Regions from separate parts of the Homo sapiens genome. Here region 2 is linked to region 1. A link is an interaction called in ENCODE POLR2A ChIA-PET data of the cell type or tissue named here. Cell type or tissue: OCI-LY7. All regions are shown on one strand.

Region 1 (5,000 bases):
TTGGGTGTAAATAACTTGTTAGAATGTTGAAGGTACATTGCTACATTTGCTCCTTGGGAAAAGCTTTTCCTATAATATATAAAAGTATAATAAGGAATATCAGGCATGTGTGTGTATGGGTACTCAGGTAAAGGATGTGAGATGCACATGGATTCTGAACTTTTATGTGACTGGGCTAAGATATGCATATTGTCATTGCTTTAAAAATGCTATACTTTCCCGTATGATTTGAAAGATATCTGCTTCAATGGAAGATAATAATTAAGAGGCAATAGCATAAATAATTTACATCCAATAAATTCACTTTCTTAATTGGTAAGTCAAAATGATAACAATGGCAATGCCTTGTTGATTCACGGACCACCTGTACACAGAACAAACCTATCAATTAAATGCAGGTTTTTGTTCTAAAAGGAGGGTGTGTCCTGCTCTGTGAGAACTTCAACACAAAAAGGTGAAGTACTCTGTTTTGCAAGTTTGTGAACAAGTGGTTTTGCTACAAATTCACCACCATCACCACACAGGATGTGCTTGAGGGAATGCTTTTTGAGGAAAATTTAAAAATACCAGTGTCAATGACCACTCTGGTGGTTAAACAAAATCTCGGGCAGCATACTGCTGTAGACTTTTAGCTTCTTCATTTTTTTTTTTCCTTTAAATAGAACCAATTAACTCTTACTTGAATTTTCCAAATACATGAGGTTTCACTACCATTTTGGAGGAATGGAGCCAGCGTTTTGATTGTCACACATAGACTTTCACTAATGTATTTTTCCTCAAAGGCAACTAGATATTCATGTTACTATTGCTTTTCCTTAGAAACAGAAGTCTCCCGATCATAATTACAGGCTTTGAGCAAAGGCAACAGTAGTGAAGAAACCCGGAGCTCTGTAAACATTACTGAAGAACCATGCCAAATATATGCATAAATTCAGGTACGGGGAAACTTCGGGCTTAATGTTCTTAAGATGATATTTGAAGAGTGTTTCCAAAAATAAGGTTTTATAAGGGATTTTGAAAATTTGTTTGTTTTTAAAGGAAGTTTTAGCTTGTCTGGTTGTGCAGATAATCTTCCCTTCCTAAATCAGTGCCTTGCTGTTTTGTGAAGTCCAGGGCCCTGCAAACTGAAACAAAAGGTGCGAAGTTCTTCTCATCCATCTTAATAGGGTGTTAATGACTGCAGAGGCTGACTGAGACCATTTAAATGTGAGCGCTATTAATCACCTAGAAAAAACACAAACACCCAGCTCAAGCCACTAAAATGTAATTGCAAGGGACAGTTGGGTCTAATTTTGATTTTGAATGAAGACTTGTATAAAAAAAAAAATGAGCTGCCTCCAAGCCAGCTTGGCAGATTTAAAGCCAAGCCTACAAGCAACTGCCTGCTAATCTTTTATTGAGATTTGAAGAGGTGGTTTCTTCCATGAACTTGCAGTTTAGCTCTTCTGCATCTAGTGAACAACTTTTACCAATGGTATAAATTTCTACTAGGCAGTCACTTGCCAAATTACATTTCCTTAAGAGGACTTCCAATGTATCCTTTGACTTGGAAATGTGTGTGTGTGTGTGTTTTAAGTGCTTCAAGGATATTTTATTCAAGGTTTTAAATAATTTCCTGTTTCCATAACTTGTTGTTCTGACTCTTTTTGCAATGTGTTTGTCATGTCTGAAACTATTGTTTTTCTCAGATTTTGGCAGGGTTGGGGGTGGAATCGGCAGTGGTGAATCTTGGCTTTAACTTGGCAAAATTGGCAATATTTCTGGAAAACAAAATGAAAGGTCTAGAGGAGCATTTTTTTTTTTAAATTGTTGTTGCTGTTTTGCAGGGTGGGCTAACGGAAGAGTAGAAATGTAGCAATTCTACTTTACAGAAAAACAGAGTCTGCCTTCTGTATTAAGTGTAATCTAATGTATTAAATTGATAGAAATACACATGGTGCTAGGTTTCTGTTGAGGAATGCAGAGTTCGGCACGTATTCTCAGTCATCTCATTCACACATTGCCTGAAGTTTGAGATTAGTAATCAAGGGGTGGTTTATTTATTTTTGTTTTTCTATACATGGCCAAAGTACATGCATGATCTGTCTTTAGGGTATGGGGATATGGGAGGTAGGGGGATCTCCCTGGTCCAGGGTTCTTTGCCTGTGGCATTGTTTTCCATCGATAACTACCGCTGGGGACAATGACCTGGCCTGGCCTGATCTGACCCAGTTTCATGTACAAGATGCAAGTTTGGAGGGTATTTATCTCAACTGTTGGACATGTTGTTGATTTTTATTTTTTGACTGGAGCAGCCAAGCCACTTTTGGTTTCACCACTCCTTACATTCACCCTTTGCTTGTTGCCTAGGGCAGAAGGCACTTGGAAAGTTCACAAAGGAAATAAAATACTTCAGTGGCCTCTGAAGTTAAATAAAATACTTGTCTAAGGGTTAGGTCTTTCCCTCCTCCCTTTCGCAATGGAAAGAGGCAGAAAAGCTGTGGATTTTAATAAGGCTAACATTCTAGGTTTGGAAAAGGTCAAGTGACCACAAATGCCTGATAAAGTATTTGCTTTTTTTCAGTATAACATTTGAATTTTAAAATATGATATTTAAGGCAATTATTCTTCAGAAGTTCACTAACTTCAAATGAGTAGGTTCTAAGGGCTAAAAATGCTCCGTACCATCCAAGAGTTGTCACTAATGTTGCTGTCATTGTCACTTAAGGAAGGATTTGAAAGGTAGTATGTTCAAGATATTGCCAGCCTCTTCCCAGTGCCTGGTGGGTGGGGAGAGAAGAATGGGTTTAAAAGGCAATTTGAGCTGCAATCAGATAATATCAATGTATACATAAAGTACAAGTTATATGTTGTTATTTAGCATCTTCAATTACCCATTGTGAAAGTTAGGGGTGAATCTTTGGAAAAGCAGTGAATGTTTATCACCCACTTCCTCTTTTTCTCTTCCTGTTCTATTATGAGTTGTCAGTTAGCCTTTCTTTAGTCCTTCTAAGTTTGAAGTGTGCAGAATATTTAACATTATTCTACTTCTTCTAAGTTAATTTTTAAAATTCTGAAGTTCCTTATTTTAAGGCTACCTGTGTCTTAAGATAGCTGTTCAGGAGGAAGCGTGGGAACTGATTTAGTTTTCCCACCGAGAAGCCCTGCACGAATTCAAGTATTAGCCTTGATTCTGGCTCTGCAGCAGCCTCACTGTGTGGTCTCGGCAAGAAGTTGTTATATCTCAGTTTCCCTATCTGTATAAAATGGGGTAATTACCCTAGCTTACTCAGTAAGTTATAGCCTTGAACAACAAATGAATGATGATAAAGTATTTAAAACTACAAGAGAATGTAGAAATTCTAAGTATTACAGTTTTATTGCCTTACAAGGGGTGATAAAGTAAAAGTGAGGTTTAATAACAAATTGAAATTCCTAGATGAAAGGGACTGGAGAAGTTCAAAGTCATTTTATTATTATTAATAATAGGTGTTGTACTGCCTTCGTTCACCCTCGTCATCTAATCAGCACGCATTCCTTGGATTAAAGGGAGTGTTCTCTCTCCAAATGACTTTTATCTACAGTGTTGAGACATTCCTTATCCTGTTTTATGGATATGGAGTTTTGAATGACTATAAACAACTCCATTTTTTAGAAACTTTTTTTTTTTTTTTGAAAAGAAGAGAAGCCAAGTTGCCTCTTGGTTCACCTTCGTAAGTATGTGAAGATGTTTATATGAAGCTCCTTCACAGTTCTGTTCCTGTTTGTGAGACCCCAACCTCCTTGCTCATGGATTTATGTTGTTCACTCCATAGACATTCTTAGTTTCCCCTTTGTCTACGTGGAAAGATTCCAATTTTATTTATATAGAGTCTCAAATCATATCTCTAATTTTAATACAAAACCTCTGTTAAGCCAGAATAAACGGAAAGCATAAATACTTTAAAATGCTTTACTTTAAACATTTGCAAGAGTGGAGAACAGATTGTAGAAATTTCTCAAGTGAAAGGAACTTGACATACATGACAAATGTGAGGCTCACCTGGCTGAGGGGATGAGAAGATGTGGAGCCAGCATCGGCAGGAGTCAGAGTGAGGCTAGGCAAAAAAAGTATTCAGCTTCAAACCACTCTTGTTCTTTTTTCTTTTAAAAATTTTTTAAGGCCTGGCGCGGTGGCTCTCGCCTGTAATCCCAGCACTTTGGGAGGCCGAGGCGGGTGGATCGCAAGGTCAGGAGATTGAGACCATCCTGGCTAACACGGTGACACCCCATCTCTACTAAAAATACAAAATATTAGCCAGGTGTGGTGGCTGGCGCCTGTAGTCCCAGCTACTCGGGAGGCTGAGGCAGGAGAATCGCTTGAACCAGGGAGGCGTAGGTTGCAGTGAGCCGAGATTGCACCACTGCACTCTAGCCTGGGCGACAGAGCGAGACTCCGTCTCAAAAAAACACACAATTTAAATTTTTCACTTTTTAGGACAATTTCAACTTTTAGATACAGAGGGCACATGTGCAGGTTTGTTACATGGCTATATTGTGTGATGCTGAGGTTTGGGGTATGGATCCCACCACCTAGATAGTGAGCATAGTACCCAACAGGTAATTTTGGTGGTTTTTAAACCCACACCCTGCCCTCACTGACCTGTCTAGTAGTCCACAGGGTCTATTGTTCTCATCTTTATGTCTATAAGTACCCAATGTTTAGCTCCCACTTATAAGTGAGAACATGTGGTACTTGGTTTTCTGTTTTTGCATTAATTTGCTTAGGATTATAGCCTCCAGTTGCGTCCATGTTGCTGCAAAAGATACGATCTTGTTCTTTTTCATGGCTGAGTAGTATTCTATGGTGTGTATGTACCACATTTTTATTATCCAATCCATCACAACCATGCTAGTTCTGAATCTTTTACCCTGCTTGGTGAAAACCATAATGAATAAAGCATGCAAAATTTATTTGTGCAAAAGAATAAATAATGGCTTACTGCAGTAGTATCTGCTGGTAAGTTCATTTTTTTAATTCA
Region 2 (5,000 bases), 210 kb before region 1:
GCCTTTGACAGTAGCATACAGTGAAATGATGATCATGGAGCATATTGTTATTAACTAATGGCGTAATCATTTCCATGAATTATTCAGTCATTAAACATTTATGTTCTGAGTGTCCATTATGTGCCATTCAATACACAGATATTTATTGAGCATCTGCTAGGATCAAGGACTCTTCTGGGTTCTAGAAATATACTAATGAATGTAATAGGCAAAAATTTCTGCCCTCGTGAAGGCCGTATTCCAGTGTTCCTCATCTACGTTTTTAAATCATTTATAACCATTCATCTGTATATGAGTATATTTTTAAGGGGTGTAAAAAGAGTTGACACTCAGGCCGGGTGTGGTGGCTCATGCCTGTAACCCCAGCACTTTGGGAGGCCAAGGCGGGCGGATCACGAGGTCAGGAGTTCAAGACCAGCTTGGCCAACATGGTGAAACTCCGTCTCCACTAAAAATACAAAAAAAAAAAAAAAAAAATTAGCCAAGCATGGTGGCACATGCTTGTAATCCCAGCTACTCGGGAGGCTGAGGGAGGAGAATCGCTTGAATCCTGGAGGCAGAGGTTGCAGTGAGCTGAGATCGCACCATTGCACTGCAGCCTGGGCGACAGGGTGAGACTCCACCTCAGAAAACAAAAAAAAAAAAGGAAAAGAAAAAGAGTTGACACTCACTTTTGCTCTTTTGTGTTGGTTCTTTCAGATGAAAAGAACAAATAGTCATCTTAAAGAGTCTGTAAAAGGGTATCTAAAGACATCTGCTCTTATGTATTAATGGGTTATAAGAAAATTTTTAGCAAAATTGCATTAGAGACTACTAACATGTCACGCTAGTCACCATTGTTATGTAAGTGACACAAATTCTGATTAACTCAAGAGCGAAGCCATCCTATAAATAAATTTATAGGAATAGCACTTTGTCCAAATGCAACTTTGAAACCTGAAGTTTGCTCCTAGGTAATTAAAACCAGAATACCTAAAATATCCATTTAATCGAGGAACTATAAACTGTCAGGACAAATAACTGCAATACAATAAAGGAACACTGCAATAAGTAAATAAGTGAATGATTAAATGAAATGTTTCAAGTAATGAATATACCTAATTCTGTAATGACATTGGACATGAGAAAAATGAAATTATTAATTATTGAAACACCTTTAAGTGGAATTAACTTCTAGAACTTTTTTCTCATTATTATAAAAACAAGAATAATTTATTGCTTATACTTGTATTACTAGCTGTTTAGTATACTCTGAAAATAGTGATGGTTCAAGCTTGACTTACACTTAGTTTTTAGAAGTCTATTTAATTAAGATTATTGTTATATCAAGGCTGAAGATAATTTGAAAATGGCAGGGCTGACCTTGATATTTCAATTCTAGCCAGTTTGATAGCCCTGAAGTTATTATGAAAATTTGTCTGCAGTTCATGTCTTCAAGGTTGGTGTAACACAGATGAGGCCCACATTTTTATTTAAAAGACATATACAGGAATTAAACTATGCAGCAGAAGACACAGATGGAAATAGTGTTTTACAGCAAAAAACTCTGATGACATTCGTCTGTGTGTGTGTTTGTGTCTGTGTGAATAATTATCCAGAGAGCTGCTTCTATAATACGGTGACCTCACACGTGAGGACCTACGGTGTTCACATAATAACTGTGGTCACTGAAGGTGGATGCTATTCTAACTTAAGTACTGGCATGCTTTCAGTTCTGTTCCAAGAAGCCATCCATCTGCACTTCACTTGGCTCACAGTTCCACAGAGAACAAACAGAAGGATAAACTGCAAGTTTAGTTCAGTGGCAGGAGGAAGGAGACCTGATTTGCCCAAGGCATCACCTGATTTGGCCAAAGTTCCAAAGATGATGGGAGAAACTTTTGGGTAACTACCCACATTTTTTTCTGTGAGACTTTCTTCCCCACAATTCCCTGAAAATTAGTCTTTCAAAAAAAATCTTCAGATTCTTATCCTTTAATGGTTAGATCCCACCTTGTCCTCTTTCCTGGCCTTTCTAAGCATGCACCAGCCCACAGCTGGTTAATCTTTGCTCATTCTCCAGAGTGGCATTGTCCAATAGAAATATGTGAGCCATGTATATAATTTTCAGTTTTCTAATAGCTACATTTTTACCAAGAAATTAAAAATGCTGGTGATATTAATTTTATATTTAATTCAGCATATCCAAAATACGACCTCCTGGGTTCAAGTGATTCTCCCACCTCAGCTTCCTGAGTAGCTGGAACTACAGCTGCGCTACCATGCCCAGCTAATTTTTTTTTTTATCTTTAGGAGATGAGGTTTTGCCGTGTTGCCCAGGCTGGTCTCAAACTCCTGAGCTCAAGCGGTCCTCCTTCCTTGGCCTCCAAAAGTGCTGGGATTACAGGTGTGAGCCACCACGCCTTGCCATTTTCCGTTATTTATATCCAAACCCTTCATCCATTCCTGCATTCCCTGGCTAGGTTCTTAATTAATATAGGCTGCTAAATGAATGAATGATCCATTTTCATTGGCTCTATTGTTTTAATCTTTTAAAGTTTACATGGATGTTATTAAAGACTTATAATTTGTTTTATACCAAAATATACCAGAATTATTTTTCTAGTGTAGTCATATTTATAGCTTTATGAAAAACAGCAGAGGCAAAGCAGTCAACCATAGTTAGGAGATGAGATTTGTAATCCATATTTTACTGACAACTTTCTGTGTGACCTGGAGGTGATCATTTAACTTCTCTGGTCCTCCCATTCTTCTCATCTCTAAAATGCTGTGGGATTAGATTACTTCTAATGTCCTTTCTCATTTTCTGATTGTATCATTTATTTTTGAACAAAAGTTTTTTTTTATTTTGACAGATCATATTATATAAGAATAATAGCTCTCTCATTCTGACCTTCACATACAAACTTTTGATCATTTTATGTTACTTCTCTAATCCATATTCTGTATTTCATTTTCAAAAATTTAGATTCTTATCCCTGAAGATGATGCATTATTTCTGTATTCTTAGCCCGTAGGATAATAAAGCAGCAATAAATGTTTAATGAATTTTTACTTACATTAAAAACTATTAGTAACAGTTTGCTTCTTGGAGACAAGCCTTTTTCAGCAGGTGGTGAATGTTTCAGCTGTCTTTTTCCTTACTAAAGAAGGATTCTGAGTAGGTTTCACCCTCAAAATCTAGATATTATATATTTTTTGTTATTCACCTTTGTGTTTCCTGCAGCCAAAACTGTTTTTCCTGCCTTGCTCTTCTGATCATGTTATTTCCATGCTCAAGACTCTCTAGTGCCCTAAGAATAAATTTGAGGCTCCTTAGCTTGCCATTAAATGGGCTGCCCACCCTCCACACCTGCCTCAGGCACTCATTTCTCAAATCCCCTGCTCCTGCTCCTGCTCATCTGGCCCCAGATTGCCTCTCCTCTTTTCCAGTCATCTGATTCATTCCTATCCTTTAAGGTCTATCAGAGTGAGGTTTGAGCCCTATCTTCACCCCAGTCCATAATTTAGCAACCTTTGCTAAGGTAACCTTTATTCTTATTTGCCATTATCAAACACAAATACTTACACCAATAGAGTTCAGACTACTTCTTCAACTAAATTGTAATGTTCCAATGACAGGTTAATCATTTACTCTACTGGATGTTTACTATGTGTTGAATTCTCAGCCAAGCCTCACGAATAAAAAGAGCAAACATGCAGACAAATAGTTATAATATAGTTCCAATAAGTACAGAATTTGGAATATGTACAAGATATCTTGATGGACCAGAGAAGGGAGTAGACAACTGTTCCTGAGGGAAATCTGGGAAGGGTTCATGGAGCTGGTGAGTCCTAAGCTGGGAGTCATTTCAGGCAGTGAGAGGTACACAAATAAAGCGTAAGTGCTCAAGAGCTTGAAGTGTTTCTTGTGGCTCCCTGTGGTTGTGCTTTAGAGCAATATAGCATAGTGGTTGAATGTGTAGACTGGATCAGACTGCCAGGGTTTAAATCTTGGCTCTGTCGCTCACTAGCTCTATCACCTTGGGCAAGCTACTTCAGTTAGGCTTCAGTTTTCTCAAATGGAAAATGGGGATGATGCTGATGTTGATGATCATAATTGTTTTTTATCTCCAAGAGAAGGTGGGGGGGAGAGAAAAAGAGAGAGAGATGGGAAAGGGGGATTAAATGAGTTAGGTAAAGAATGTAGAATAGCAAGTACTTAACAAATGTTAATTATATCTCTTACTACTGATTCTCACAGTGTTGTGTACATAGGAGGTACCCAATGAATATTTACTGAATATTGAAGATTTTCACTACGCAATCAGTTAATATATTCACACGCTTTGCTATTACTGCATACATTTTCTAATGATATCTCTTAGTGATATGCTACTTTTTTGAGGATATAGGAGGGGTGTATGTGTGTGTATCAGTGATATGTGCCAGATTCATATTGGCTCACTAGGGGAAATTTTCCAATTCTGAGATCAATGACCTAAATCTCCTTGTCTACTATGATTTCCAGCTGTCCAGATTTCCCATATAGCATGCCCTAGGCAATGTTTGCAGATTTGTTGCATGGAGAATCAGTACACAGTGCACCTTGTAGTTTTACATTTTTCATGTAGGACTCAGTTTCTTTTCTAAAGAAATTTTTGTGAAATTAATAACAGGATGCCATGAAGCTTTCCTAAGTCCTTTGAACTTAAATCATTTGATATTATTTGAAATTGCCATTCATATAATGAACAGCATTTTTTCTCAGAGTTATGCAATGCCTACTGCTTCACAAATTATAAACTACGAATATTTTTACTTAACATATAACAGGTCCCTTATCTTAAAATTCATAGCATTTTTGCTTTGAATGGAGATCATTGCCAAGTTTTTGTTAGGCACCTTTTCTTTACAGAGCTTGTCCTTTATTATTAATGTCACAGTAGTTTTTCAGAACAAATTGCATTAAAGATACGGAAAAACAAAGGCTACCTTTTATACATACATTGGTTTATTGA

The links. ChIA-PET counts read pairs that join two places held together with the same protein. Peaks named below come from ENCODE experiments on the same cell type or tissue, not always from the same donor. Only the 100,000 strongest peaks of a DNase experiment are listed, where the experiment ranks them.
Region 2: POLR2A ChIA-PET joins it to region 1 with 10 read pairs; 2 of 35 experiments call an interaction of 5 or more read pairs at or near these places.

Annotation. Positions count from the first base shown.
Region 1 is chr5:107,292,270-107,297,269 of GRCh38, reverse strand. No RefSeq gene overlaps it. Among named protein-coding and RNA genes, the nearest start is that of LINC01950, 280 kb to the right of the region's middle. In OCI-LY7, no CTCF peak of the experiment used is centred here; a DNase peak (open chromatin) is centred at 2,929; H3K4me3 peaks cover 1,120 bases; H3K27ac peaks cover 1,403 bases.
Region 2 is chr5:107,504,963-107,509,962 of GRCh38, reverse strand. All of the region lies in intron 1 of EFNA5 (ephrin A5), which reads left to right. Among named protein-coding and RNA genes, the nearest start is that of EFNA5, 160 kb to the left of the region's middle. In OCI-LY7, no CTCF peak of the experiment used is centred here; no DNase peak of the experiment used is centred here.